Linked DNA regions of Homo sapiens: region 2 is linked to region 1. A link is an interaction called in ENCODE POLR2A ChIA-PET data of the cell type or tissue named here. Cell type or tissue: Panc1. All regions are shown on one strand. Links, peaks and the distances in the headings refer to the core of each region. The heading gives the core; the rest is flanking DNA.

Region 1 (7,650 bases), core at 1,482-6,481:
CAGCCTAAGATGGTCTCTGCAGCCCCTCTGGCTCTGAGCCTTAAGGATGTCATGATCGGGCCCTGGAGTGCAGCTGGATCCCTGCACAAAGACCCACCGCACCAGTGCGCGTGGCACAGTGAGAGCCCATGTTATTTGACAGTCCATCTGCGTCCACTCCACTGTTCTTCAATTGGAGAAAAGGAAACAAAAATTTTAGACATTGTTAAAAAAAAATAGAAAAGTAGACCTTTTCTGCTTTTATTATTTAATGTTTAAAGTATTAATAATAGATGCCTATGATTTTTAAAAAGTAAAAGTTTTTCCTCTCCCTCCCAACTGCAGCCTCCAGGTGTACACCCTAGAGGCAAGCTCTGCCAGTGCTGAATCCACAAGCCGTGCTCCCCACAGGGGCTCCCAGCCAAGGACTGAGAGGCCAAGCTGCCCTCCCTCTCAGAGTCTGTCTGTCCCTCTGCCCCTCACCTGGACCCTGCAGTCTGACCCCTCCTTCCCACACTGTCCCGCCTGTCAGCACAGTTCTGCAGTTTCATTTGACCAAGTTAAATCTGACTGGTGCCCAGATCTCACTTTCTCAATATCATCCTCCAGCAAAACAAGTCAGGGTTCTTAGAGAAACAATTGATTCCACGGCTGAGACAGGGAGAATACCAGATGAGCCTGGAGCATCTTGTGCCAGAATGTAAGGAAGGGATCAAAGAAGGATGGGGCATGTCCAAGGACATAGGAGCACGTAGGAGCCAACTAAGGAGCTCCCAGTATCGGGTACAGATCCCAAATCTGGTACAATTTGAGTAAAAATAATTGCAATGAATTATAACCCATAGAATAAGAGAAACATCCAAGAGTTCATACAGATATAAAAATAATGGAATAAATACACATGGAGGAAAGAGTTCTTTTTTACAGTAGAATTCCAATCAATAAATACAGAAAGAGTGATATACAAAGAAAATCACCATTTGCTAAAAACTATGGTAATAACTGTTGCAGCCAGGAATCATCAACCGATGCTAAAATGAGTAGGCAAAAATATGATGAGAAACAGGATATTTACATACTCATAAAGCATCTCCCCCACAGGACATTTATTAATTACAAAGGGAAAATAGCAACTTTCCAGTGGAGAAACTTCAGAGACACCACTTTAACCAAGTGATCCAAGCTACCATGACCAGTAATGAGACATATTATCACCCCGCCCTTGACAGTGTCCTGAGAGGCGCACAGCATCACTTCTTTGGCATTTGTGCCAAAAATGCATATCCTCAATCTAATACTGAGAAAACATCAGACAAATCCAAAGTGAGAAATGTCCTATAAAATAGCTGGCCAGTGTCACAGCGACAAGGAAAGACGGGGGAACTGCCCCACATGGGAGGAGACAAGTGCCATGTTGGATTCTGAATGGGATCCTGGACTGGAAACAGGACATCAGTGGGACCCAGGGGGCAATGGCAGGGAGAGGTGCGGGACCCAGCTGGGACATCTGCTTTCGGGACTCTGCTTTCGTCCCCAGCGGCAATCAAAGATGCACCCCTCTGCCAACCACAGCAGTCTGTGATTAGATGTAATGGAGGCTTCAGGATCAGAATGATCCAGCAACCTGGCTCTGTTTCTCTCTGATTTCCTTAATCACATCCTCTTCTGGGGCTGTCTTTGTTGTCAGGCTGCCTCCTTCCTGATAGCCAAATGGTTCTTGAAGTTTCAGTTCCCATATCTGCTTGCCACTCTGGAGGAGAATGAGGGCTCTTCTGGTAGTTCTTTCCTTAAAGAACAGGAGCACGTTTCTTCCCCAGAAGTCTCCAAACTTATCCTCATATTTCACTGGGCTGAATTTGATTACAAACCCATTCCTGAAGTAAACCTTGGGCCAGGAAATGCCATGCACAAGTTGGCAAATGCAATGGGATCACTCTCTGAAAAATCAGCTTCCCAACCCCCACTCAGGAGCTGCAGGCAAGGGGCTGAGCATGGGTCAGCTTTCCCTGAAGCATGTGTAGACAGGCAGATACCTGAACAAAACTGGGGTGCTAAAACTGGGGTGCTATTAGGAAGGAAGGGGAGAATGGAAGCTGGGTAGGCAACAGTGTCCACAACTCCAAGCAGTGTTCTCTTCTGTAATAATTGCCTTTCCTGGTGGAGTTTCCTGTGGACCAGGAGGATGCCTGCAGCAGGCACGGACTTTCTGTTTCTCCTGACGGCTGTATTTCTTACTCCCAGTGAGCCAAAGGGCACTTTCTTCTTTATACGGCAGGCTCTCAAGAGTTGATTTAGAACAAGCCAGATCAAATGTGGGGGCCCAGATAATGTCAGGTTTCTCTGTCCTGGAGAGAGGGATTCACAGTGGCAACCACCAGCTAGGAGATTTTTCAGGTCCCATGTCCTAGAGGAGGCTCCTCCAGGGCCTTCCAAGCCCCAGGATTCTGAGACCAAATAATGCCCAAAGGCCTACATAATTAAACACGTACACCCAACACATAAGCAATCTTATTTTTGCTGCTTTGTATTGTTCTCCAGCTACATTAGAATCTTCTCCAGGCCAGAGTCCAAGTCCCATCTTAATTACTCTTGGTTTTTGTTATATTTCCCCAGAAAGACCTTAAATGCTCTGGGGGATACGGACTGAAGAGGTGTTGAGAGGTAACTGCATACCTCTCACTTCTCAGGAACTGCCAGTTCCCTGGGCAGAATCAGGACCTGGGACAGACCTGCCTGCTGATGAGATGGCCCCACACCATCTGCAGGCCAGATTTGGTGCTGTGGACAATGTCGGAGGGGACAGTCTACAGGACAGCCAACGGCTTTCAAAAATTCTGATATGATCAACTGGTGACACTACTCAGAAGACTGTGTTAAGAATTCCGAATTGGGGCCGGGCAAGGTGGCTCATGCCTGTAATCCCAGCACTTTGGGAGGCCAAAGCAGGTGGATTGCTTGAGCCTAGGAGTTCGAGACCAGCCTGGGCAACATGGAGAAACCCCATCTCTATTAAAAATAGAAAAATTAGCTGGGTATGGTGGTGTGTGCCACTTAGGAGGCTGAGGTGGGAGGATCACCTGAGCCTGGGATTCAGAGGTTGCAGTGAGCTGAGATCGCGCCACTGCACGCCAGCCCACAGAGTGAGACCCTTCCTCAAAAAAAAAAAAAAGAAGAAGAAGAAGAAAGAAAAGAATTTGAATTGGGTACTAGGCATAGTACCTGGGTGATGAAATAATCTGTACCACAAACCCCCATGATACAAGTTTACCTATATAACAAACCTGCACATACACCGTGAACCTAAAACAAAAGTTTACCAAAAAAAAAAAAAAAAGAAAGAAAAGAAAAGAAAAAGAAAAAAAATTTCAAGACCTAGATCAGAAATCAGCTCCTTGGCCAGGCATACTGGCTCATGCTTGAGCAAGGCAGGAGGATTGCTTGAGCCCAGGAATTTGAGACCAGCCTGGGCAATACTGTGTGACTTCATCTCAAAAAAAAAAAAAAAGGAAAAAAAATTATATATAAAATAAAGCATTCTGAGGCTTCATCCACTCCTCACTCCTCAGAGAAGTACTGAAGCTAGCTAGAGATTTCTGCAGGGTGTGGAATGGGGAGAAAGGCAGCGTGACTGTGTGTCACATTTGTTTCTGACACCTTTTTGTAGGTCTGAAATGCTTTTAAATAAACATTTTTAAGTAATATATACGTGACAAAAATTCAAACAGCAGCAAAGTACAGTGAAAAGTCCTCCCTCATCCCCAGTGCCCTCCCACCCCAGGTAATCACAGTTACCAGGATTCAATGCACATCCAAACACAAACAAACACAAACCATGGTGTGTTTATTGCCCATGGAGGCTCTGTCTCAGGTCCCTGGGAATCATTGGGAGTTGTGGATCCCAGCACTTTGGGAGGCTGAGGCAGGAGGATCGCTTGAGCCCAGGAGTTTTTTGAGACCAGCTTGAACAACATAGTGAGACCCCATCTCTACAAAAAATTAAAAAATTAGCCAGGTGTGGCGGTCCATGCCGGTAGTCCCAGCTACTTGGGAGGCTGAGGCAGGATGATCACTTGCACCTGGGACGTTGAGGCGGCAGTGAGCCGTGTTCGCGCCACTGCACTCCAGCCTGGGTGACACTGCAAGACCCTGTCTCAAAAAAAGTAGTCAAGGAGGCTGAGAGCCAGGAAGCCTCTGGCCAGCAGGTGAGCAGGCCCTTTCCTGCTGCTGTGCATTGTATTTAAGAGAAAAGACAGATACGTCTGATACCTTCAAAGGTGTTCTTCATACAGCAGGTTGCAACCTATTAATAGATCATAAAATCAGTTTAGTGTTTCATCATCATCATCAAAAACCACCACCAACAACAAAAAGACCCAGAACAGATAGTGTAAAGAGTGCATCCCTGCATTCCTGTATAGGGAGAAATATGGTTTTGTGGAACCTTGTTGCGATGTAAAGTGTACTTCTTAAGATAAATACAGGGTTGAGGTTTTTGAAATAAAGTTTGAACAGGACCACCTTAAGCCACAGTGTAGACTTTCCATAGGCCAAAACCTGGATCACCAAGACAGTGTGCCCCAGGCTGCAGGCCACACTCCTGGGAGCCTCAGGCAACCTTGTGCAGGCCTGACTTCGAGACACTCTGAGCATGAGCTGGTTCCTGGGTAGCCTCCCCTCTACCTCTCCCCGCTTGCCCTCCCTCCCTCCTTCTGCTCCTGTCTCTCCTCATCCCCTCCCCGAGTTGCTGCCTCCTCCTCCTCCTCCCCCACCACCTCTCCCCGTCTCCGAGTTGCCTGCCCCGCCCCCTCCTCTTCCCCCTGCCCCTCTCCGCGTCCTTCCCGCCTTCCCCCTCCTCGTCTCCCCCCTCCCCGCCCGCGCCGTCTGCGTCCCTCCCGGGCCCAGACGCGGCGCGGTCAGGGGGCGCTGACTCACAGGCTGACTCAGCTGCAGGCGCGCTGCCAGGCGACGCAGCGGGCGGGTGGCCGGGCGCCGGCGGGCTCGCAGCCGGGCTGCTGGCAACGGTGCCGGCGGAGGTGGGGGCGTGGCGCGGGATGGGCGGCGCGGGCCCTGCCGTGGTACCGCCTGGCAGCGTCCACCCCGCCGCTGGGGCGCCCTGGAGGCTCCTGGCCCTCCGTGGGGCCGTGACACCGGCGCTGCGGGGAGCGGTGGCCTCGCAGAGGCTGGGCATGGGAGGACGGCCGCCCCGGGTAAAGGACAGGGCCCTGGAAACGCGGGTCTGCCGGGAGCAGGGGACAGGAAGGAGACCGCGGCTCTCCCAGTCCTGCTGCCCCGGGCCTCCAGACGGCCAGACTCTCCCCACACCGGCCTGGAGGGGGACGCGCCGACCCCAGCTGGGAGGGGTGGCTGGCTGCGTAGATCCGTTTGGGCCGCCTGCCTGGAAAGGCCCAGGTCCGGGCCTCGTCCTCCTCTTCACACTCTCCCCCGATCTCCAACCACCTTCACCCTCGCCCCCACCACCACCACCCCCAGCTCCTCCTGGCCGCCTGCGGTCCAGCTGAGGCCCGCCTCCTCCAGGAAGTCTTCCTGGAGAGCCTGTCCTGGGTTAGGCCCGCCCAGAGCCACCTGGGGCGACTTATTTCATGGCACCTTCGACCTTGCTCTCTGTCTGTTTTGTGTCTGGCTTCATCACCAAACTGAGCCTCTTGGGGGCAGTGACCGGGTCTTAGGTCTTAGTTGGCCCTTAGGCGCTAGGGCTGAGAAGACTTAGGCGGACAGGAGATGAGACTGTGTATTCGACGACACACTTTAGAGATCCAGCCCGGAACACAGCCATACCAGATTTTAAAAAAAGCCAACATAATATAGCATGTTAAAAATTATTGTAGGCCGGGAGCGGTGGCCCACGCCTGTAATCCCAGCAATTCAGGAGGCTGAGGCCGGAGGATCACTTGAGCTCAGGAGTTTGAGACCAGCCTAGGCAACCAACATAGTGAGACTCCGTCTGTACAAAAATGAAAAAAAATTAGCCGAGCGTGGTGGCCTGCACCTATAGTCCCAGCTACCTCGGGAGGCTGAGGAGGGAGGACCCTTTGAGCCCCAGGAGGTCCAGGCTGCAGTGAGCTGTGATGGTGCCACTGTACTCCAGCCTGTAAGACAAAGGGAGAGACCCTGTCTCTAAAAAATAAAAAATAAATAGTATACACATATGGTGCTTATTTGAAATATACATATTGTGTATTTTTTACCTTCTATATAAATGCTATTATTTAAAGAAAACAATATGATTAGTTCACAGTGGCAATTAGTAATAATAGGACTAATAACAAATAATATGTGTGAGAAAAATATAAAAATAGTTTTATAATGTTTCTTCCTGTCCTGTGATTTAGCAATTTATTTTAAGTCATTATTAGATACTTAAATTTTGTATCAAAATACATAAATGTAAGACTTTTAAAATGGTGAATGTAATATAACAGCAGTATTTAAACAGATATTACTAATATTTAATCAAAAATAACAATGACGGGCTGGGCGTGGTGGCTCATGCCTGTAATCCTAGCACTTTGGGAGGCCGAAGCGGGCCGATCACTTGAGGTCAGGAGTTTGAGACCAGCCTGGCCAACATGGTGAAACCCTGTCTCTACTAAAAAAACAAAAATTAGTCGCCCGTGGTGGCACCCACCTGTAGTCCCAGGTACTCAGCAGGCTGAGGCAAGAGGATTGCTTGAACCTGGGAGGTAGAGGTTGCAGTGAGCCAAGATCACGCCACCGCACTCCAGCCTGGGCAAGAGTGAGACTCCGTCTACAAAAAAAAAGACATTTTGGTCCTATGATATAGTAGGATATTTTGACTCTTTTTATTTCCTTGCCTGCAGCCTTTAGTAGGAAGTTCTTCCTTGATGTAGTGATGAAACTGAATATAGTTAAATGGAAAATCCTTTGACTTGCAGCTCTGCTCTTAGAGAGCCCTCAGTACACTGACTCCTGAGGTCAGTCCAATGTGATGGCCTCAAGCTGCTATCTCAACAAAAGCGTTTGAGAATGGAATACTTAGGATTGTACCTACAAGCAACGGCAGGGTTTTAGATTTGTAGGGATTCGTTTCCAGCTGTCCAAAGATGTCCATTCACTTTGCATCTGCAGGCTGGTTTTGGTAAACCAGCAGTTTGTCATCTTTTGCATCTATCATGTAGGATATCCATGGCTAAGATATCCATCCTTTTTGAACTTTTTTTTTTTTTTTGAGTTGGAGTCTTACTCTGTCGCCCTGGCTGGAGTACAGTGGCGTGATCTCGGCTCACTGCAACCTCAACTACCCAGGTTCAAGTGATCCTCCGGCCTCAGCCTCCCAAGTAGCTGGGAGTACAGGCGCGTGCCACCACGCCTGGCTAATTTTTGTATTTTTAGTAGAGACAGGGTTCGCCATGTTGGCCAGGTTGGTCTCGAACTCCTGACCTCAGCTGATCCACCCACCTCGGCCTCCCAAAGTGCTGGAATTATAGGCGTGAGCAATGGCACCCGGCCCTTTTTGAACATTTCTGAGCACACTGGATGTCACTGTAAGTTAAACCTCTCTCTGTCTCTCTCCTTCTCTGTCTGTGTTTCTCTCAGGAAAAATAGTTTTAAAGCACAAAGATACTTTGAACTTGTGAAGTTGAAGTTGAAGTTGAATTCCAAATAAGTTACAGTTTTAGTAAAGAAGTGAGA
Region 2 (6,325 bases), core at 1-5,000, 140 kb before region 1:
TTTTGTTACAGATTTTTGCGTCTGTGTTCATCAGGAATACTAGCCTGTAGTTTTTTCATCGTGTCTTTGCCAGATTTTGGTATCAGGATGATAGTGGTTTCGTAGTATGAGTTAGGAAGAAGTCTCTCCTCCTCAATTTTTTTGAATAGTTTCAGTAGAACTGAATACATCTGGTCCAGGACTTTTTTAGTTGGTAGATTTTTTTTTTTTTTTTTGGAGGCGGAGTCTCACTCTGTCACCCAGGCTGGAGTGCAGTGGCACGATCTCAGCTCACTGCAACCTCCACCTCCAGGGTTTAAGCAATTCTCCTGCCTCAGCCTTCCACGTGGATGGAATTACAGGCACACGCCACCAAGCCCACCTAGTTTTGTATTTTTAGTAGAGACGAGGTTTCACCATGTTGGTCAGGCTGGTCTGGAACTCCTGACCTCAGGTGATCCACCTGCCTCAGCCTTCCAAAGTGCTGGGATTAGAGGTGTGAGCCACCATGCCTGGGGCCATATTTTTTTTTTAAATTACTGATTCAATTTCTCCTTATTGATCTGTTCAGGGTTTCAATTAATTTCTGATTCAATCTTGGGAAGTTGTATGTTTCCAGGAATTTATCTATTTCCTCTAGATTTACTAGTTTGTGTGCACAGAGGTATTTTTAAGTCTCTGAGAATCTTTTGTATTTCTGGGGATCAGCTGTGATGTCACCTTTGTCATTTCTGATTCTGCTTATTTGGATCTTCTCTTTTCTGTTAATCTAACTAGCAGTCCATCAATCTTATTTATCTTTTTTTTTGAGACGGAGTCTCGCTCTGTCACCCAGGCTGGAGTGCAGAGGTGCGATCTCGGCTCACTGCAGCCTCTGCCTCCTGGGTTCACGCAATTCTCCTGCCTCAGCCTCCTGAGTAGCTGGGATTACAAGCATGCGCCACCACATTCGACTAATTTTTGTATTTTTAGTAGAGACGGGGTTTCTCCATGTTGGTCAGGCTGGTCTTGAACTCTTGACCTTGTAATCCGCCCACCTCGGCCTCCCAAAGTTCCAGGATTACAGGCATGAGCCACTGCGACTGGCCTTATCTATCTTTTCAAAGAACCAGCTTTTTATTTCATTGATCCTTTGTATTGTTTTTGAGTCTGAATTTCATTTAGTTCTGCTCTGATTTTAGTTATTTCTTTTCTTCAGCTAGTTTTGGGATTAGCTTGTTCTTATTTTTCTAGTTCCTTCAGGTGAAATCTCAAATTGTTAATTTGAAATCTGTCTTCTCGATGTAGGTGTTCAGTGCTATAAACTTTCCTAACAATACCTTTGCTGTACCCCAGAGATTTAGTATGTTGTATCTGTTTTCATTTGTTTCAAATAATTTTTGATTCCTGCCTTAATTTGTTTATCCAAAAGTCATTCAGGAGCAAGTTGTTTAGTTTCTATGTAATTGTGTGGGTTTTTTTTTTTCTTTTTTCTTTTATTTAGCGATGAGGTCTCGCTATGTTGCCCAGAATGGTCTTGAACTCCTGAGTTCAAATGATCCTCCCACTTTGGCCTCCCAAAGTGCTGCGGTTACAGGCATGAGCCACTGTGCCTGGCCAATTGTGTGGTTTTGAGAGTTCTTCCTGGTACTGATTTCTACTTTTATTCCACTGTGACCCAAGAAAATGCTTGGTATGATTTCGACTTTTTTGAATTTATTGAGTCTTTTTTTTTTTTTTTTTTTTTTGAGAGAGTCTCGCTCTGTTGCCCAGGCTGGAGTGCAGTGGCGCGATCTCGGCTCACTGCAAGCTCCGCCTCCCAGGTTCACGCCATTCTCCTGCCTCAGCCTCCCGAGTAGCTGAGACTACAGGCAACTGCCACCACACACCCGGCTAATTTTTTGTATTTTTAGTAGAGACGGGGTTTCACTGTGTTAGCCAGGATGGTCTCGATCTCCTGACCTCGTGATCCACCCGCCTTGGCTTCCCAAAGTGCTGGGATTATCGGCGTAAGCCACCACACCCTGCCGAATTTATTGAGACTTTAATAAAGTCGAGCATAAAGTCTCACATTGCTTTATGGCCAAACACATGATCAATTATTTTTTTTTTTTTTTTTTTTTTTTGTGACAGAGTCCTGCTCTGTTCCCCAGGCTGGAGTGCAGTGGCATGATCTTGGCTCACTGCAACCTCTGCCTCCCGGCTTCAAGTCAGTTCTCCTGCCTCAGGCTCCCGAGTAGCTGGGACTACAGGCGCATGCCGCCACACTCAGCTAATTTTTGTATTTTAGTAGAGACGGGGTTTCACCGTGTTGCCCAGGCTGGTTGCAAACTCCCGAGCTCAGGCAATCTGCCGGCCTCAGCCTCCCAAAGTGCTGGGATTACAGGTGTGAGCCACGGCACCAGGCCCATGTGATCAATCTTAAGAGTATATTCTGGGGGCAGATGAGAATATATATTCTGTGGTTGTTGCGTAGAGAATTATGTAGATGCCTATTAGGTCCAATTGGTCAAGTGTTGAATTTTAAGTACAGAATTTCTTTGTTAGTTTTCTGCCTCTATAATCTGTCTCATGCTGTCAGTGGGGTGTCAAAATCTCCTACCATTGTTGTGTGGCTGTCTAAGCCTTTTCCTAGCTCTAAAAGTACTTGGTTTATGAATCTAGGTGCTCCAATGTTGGGCGCATATATATTTAGGATAGTTAAGTCTTCTTGTTGAATTGAACCATTTATCATCGTGTAATGACCTTTTTGTCCTTTTTTACTGTGGCTGGTTTAAAGTCTCTTTTATCTGATGCAAGAATAGTGACCCCCTGCCCCACTCTTTTTTTTTTTTTATTTGTGTGATAGATTTTTTTCCCTATCCCTTTACTTTGAACCTATGAGTCCTGTTACATGTGAGAGAGGTCTCTTGAAGACAGCAGAAGGCTGGGTCTTGTTTTTAATCCAATTTGCCACTCCAAGTCTTTTAGGTGGGGTGTTTAGGTTGTTTACATTCAAGGTTAATATTGAGACATGAGGCTTTATTCCTAACATGGTGTCATTAGCTGGTTGCTCTGTAGTTTGGATTGTGTAGTTGCTTTACAGGGTCTGTGGGCTATGTGCTTATGTGTATTTTTGTGGTAGCAGGTGTCACCATTCTTTCATTTCCATGTTTAGAACTCTCAAGACTCTCTTGTAGGGCCAGTCTGGTGATAACAAATTCTTTTAGCAGTTGCTTGTCTGGGAAAGATTTTATTTCTTCTTTGCTCATGTAGCTTAGTTTGGCAGGATATGGAATTCTTGGTTAGGATTTTTCTTTTTTATTTTTTTTCTTAAAGAGACTGGGTCTCACTATGGTTTTTTGGTTTTTGTTTTTTTGTTTTGAGACAGAGTCTTGCTGTTGTTGCCCAGGCTGGAGTGCAATGGTGCAATCTCGGCTCACTGAAACCTCTGCCTCCTGGGTTCCAGCAATACTCCTGCCTCAGCCTCCTGAGTAGCTGAGATTATAGGCACCTGCCACCACGCCCGGCTAATTTTTGTATTTTTAGTGGAGATGGGGTTTCACCATGTTGGCCAGGCTGGTCTGGAACTCCTGACCTCAGGTGATCCACTCACCTCAGCCTCCCAAAGTGCTAGGATTACAGGTGTGAGCCACCGCGCCTGGCCTGTTTTTTTGTTTGTTTTTGTTTTAAACAGGATCTTGTTCTGTTGCCCAAGGTGGAATACCGTGGTGAGATGTCAGATCACTGCAACCTCTGCCTCCCAGACTAAAGCGATTCTCTTGCCTCAGCCTCCGGAGTGGCTGGGACTACAGGCGCACACCACCACACCCAGCTAGCTAATTGTTGTATTTTTTGTAGGAACAGGGTTTCATCATGTTGCCCAGACTGGTCTCAAACTCCTGAGTTCAAGCAATCTGCCTACCTTGGCCTCCCAAAGTGCTGGGATTACAGGTGTGAGCCGCCGTGCCCAGCCAGGATTTCTTTTCTTTTCTTTAAGAATGCTAAAAACAGTCCCCCAATCTCTTCTGACTTGTAAAGTTTCTGCTGAGAAGTCTGCTGTTAGCATGATGAGTTATATGACCCTTTCTCTAGCTGTCTTTAAGATTCTTTCTTTTGTATTGACCTTGGAAAGTCTGACGGCTATGTGCTCTGGGGATGATCATCTTGTACAGCAGGAAGAGTCATTCTCACCCTCGATCTTAGCAACCTTAGCATATGATTTTTATTCCCTTGCTTAAATTAATAACTTTTACCTTTTCGCTTTAAGAAAGCACTTTACAGCTTCTCTGGCATATCTGAATTGCTAGCATCATTACACTTGTGCTTTGGGGCCATTAGTAAGATAAAGGTTACTTGAAAACAAGCACTGAGATACAGTGACAGTCCGTGACAACTGAGATGGCTACTAAGTGACTAATGGGTGGGGAGAATTTAAGCATGAATATGCCGCACAAAGCAAGAATTCACATCATGGATGCTACTCAGAATAGTGTGTAATTTAAAACTTATGAATTGTTTATTTCTGGAATTTTCCATTTAATATTTTTAGACTACAGCTGACCATGCGTAATTGAATGTGGAAAGGAAAATTGCAGATATGGGGGGACTACTGTATTAAAAAACTAGGACAGAAAATTCTGTGGCCTGAAAGACTTGATCCTTCAGGAAAATCTGAACATCTTTGCTTTGTAGTTCAAATGTCAGTAGGTTAAGCATACTGCCCTTGAATGTAATTGTTTCTCAAATCTTACAAGAGCTCAGAGATGCAAAGAAAGGAGCCAAGTGTCATGTTAAACAGTGTTTTGAGTAAGAAAACAATTCTATTCACTTTTTTTTTTTTTTTTTTTTTTGAGATGGAGTCTTGCTCTGTTGCCCAGGCTGGAATGCAGTGGCGCAATCTCGGCTCACTGTAAGCTCTGCCTCCCGGGTTCACGCCATTCTCCTGCCTCAGCCTCCCGAGTAGCTGGGACTACAGGCACCCGCCACCACGCCCAGCTAATTTTTTGTATTTTTAGTAGAGACGGGGTTTCACCATGTTAGCCAGGATGGTCTCAATCTCCTGACCTCATGATCTGCCTGCCTGGGCCTCCCAAAGTGCTGGGATTACAGGCGTGAGCCACCGCGCCTGGCCTTCTATTCACATTTAAGGGAGTTTTTAAGGCTAGGCACAGTGGCTCACACCTGTAATCCCAGCACTTTGGGAGGCCAAGGTGGGTGGATCACTAGAGACGAGCCTGGCCAAAATGGTGAAACCCCGTCTTTACTAAAAATACAAAAAAAATTAGCTGGACGTGGTGGTGCACGCCTGTAGTCCGGGTACTCGGGAGGCTGAGGCAGGTGAATCACACTTGACCCCAGTAGATGGAGGTTGCAGTGAGCCGAGATTGTGCCACTGCACTCCAGCCTGGGTGACAGAATAAGACTCTATCTCAATCAATCAATCAATCAATCAATCAATAAAGGAGTTTTCAAATTAGAGTAAGGAATAAGTAATGAATTATATTCACATTTGCTAGCAGATCATAGTCCTGTCAGTTTATAAAAGCTACTGTCTCAGCCTCCCAAGTAGCTGGAACCACAGGTACACACCACCACGCCCAGCTAGTTTTATTTTTTGTAGAGATGGGGTCTCACTACATTGCCCAAGATGGTCTCAAACTCCTGGGCTCAAGCTATCCTCCTGCCTTGGCCTCCCAAAGTGCTGGGATTATAGGTGTAAGCCACTGTGCCCAGCCAGCCGACTACATTTTATGACTTATAAGCTGAATCCTCACAGCAGTCTTGGCAAGACAGGATTGTCACCCCCACTTTGGATGGGAAAACCAAGTCTCAGAGGAGAAAATAATTTGCCAAAGGTGACACAGCTGGCTTGGTGCCTGAGTCCATGCTATTTCTAGTCCATGCTATCTGCCTCATCTCCATTTTAAATACAAGCTACTAGACGCTTCTTAAACACATCTGAACGCAGTACAGTTCCAACAGATGCCCACTAATCTTGTCATTTTCAAACATTCTAGCAGTCCAGATGCCTCCTTGAATAAGCAGACTCCTTGAGGATAGGGCTTGTGTCCTTGTCTCAGGATGTGCCCTGGTCCCAGTAAGACAGACACGGCCATCTCTTAGCAAGAGTGTCAGTCCCTGCCATGTCCACAATGGCAGTCTGGGCCCTTTTACCGCAGTAAGCAAGCACAGGGGTGCCACGCCTCCTCAGAAAAAGCCTTTGCAATGAGGATTCTCACCTCCTCACTCACTGAGCTTGCCCTGCCCCTGCTGCAAGCTGCCACCAGGGCGGCACTCTGCACAGGTTATGAATGACGTGCCCATTGTGTGTCTGCCCAAGCTGCTCCTACCAAACCTTTCCCTGCCTCCTGATCAAGTTCCAGAA

What was found. ChIA-PET counts read pairs that join two places held together with the same protein. Peaks named below come from ENCODE experiments on the same cell type or tissue, not always from the same donor. Only the 100,000 strongest peaks of a DNase experiment are listed, where the experiment ranks them.
Region 2: POLR2A ChIA-PET joins it to region 1 with 6 read pairs; 4 of 35 experiments call an interaction of 5 or more read pairs at or near these places.

What each region holds. Positions count from the first base shown.
Region 1 is chr2:127,403,223-127,410,872 of GRCh38, forward strand. It overlaps LOC124908047 (translation initiation factor IF-2-like), which reads right to left and starts at 7,132. Exons shown (of 3, transcript XM_047446883.1): 1 at 7,074-7,132; 2 at 4,912-5,537; 3 at 882-4,279. The coding sequence starts at 7,132. The coding sequence ends at 4,248. RefSeq lists a silencer at 4,786-5,225 and an enhancer at 7,603-7,650. In Panc1, for the core only: no CTCF peak of the experiment used is centred there; no DNase peak of the experiment used is centred there; H3K4me3 peaks cover 706 bases; H3K27ac peaks cover 4,511 bases.
Region 2 is chr2:127,264,650-127,270,974 of GRCh38, forward strand. All of the region lies in intron 12 of ERCC3 (ERCC excision repair 3, TFIIH core complex helicase subunit), which reads right to left. Among named protein-coding and RNA genes, the nearest start is that of ERCC3, 26 kb to the right of the region's middle. In Panc1, for the core only: no CTCF peak of the experiment used is centred there; no DNase peak of the experiment used is centred there.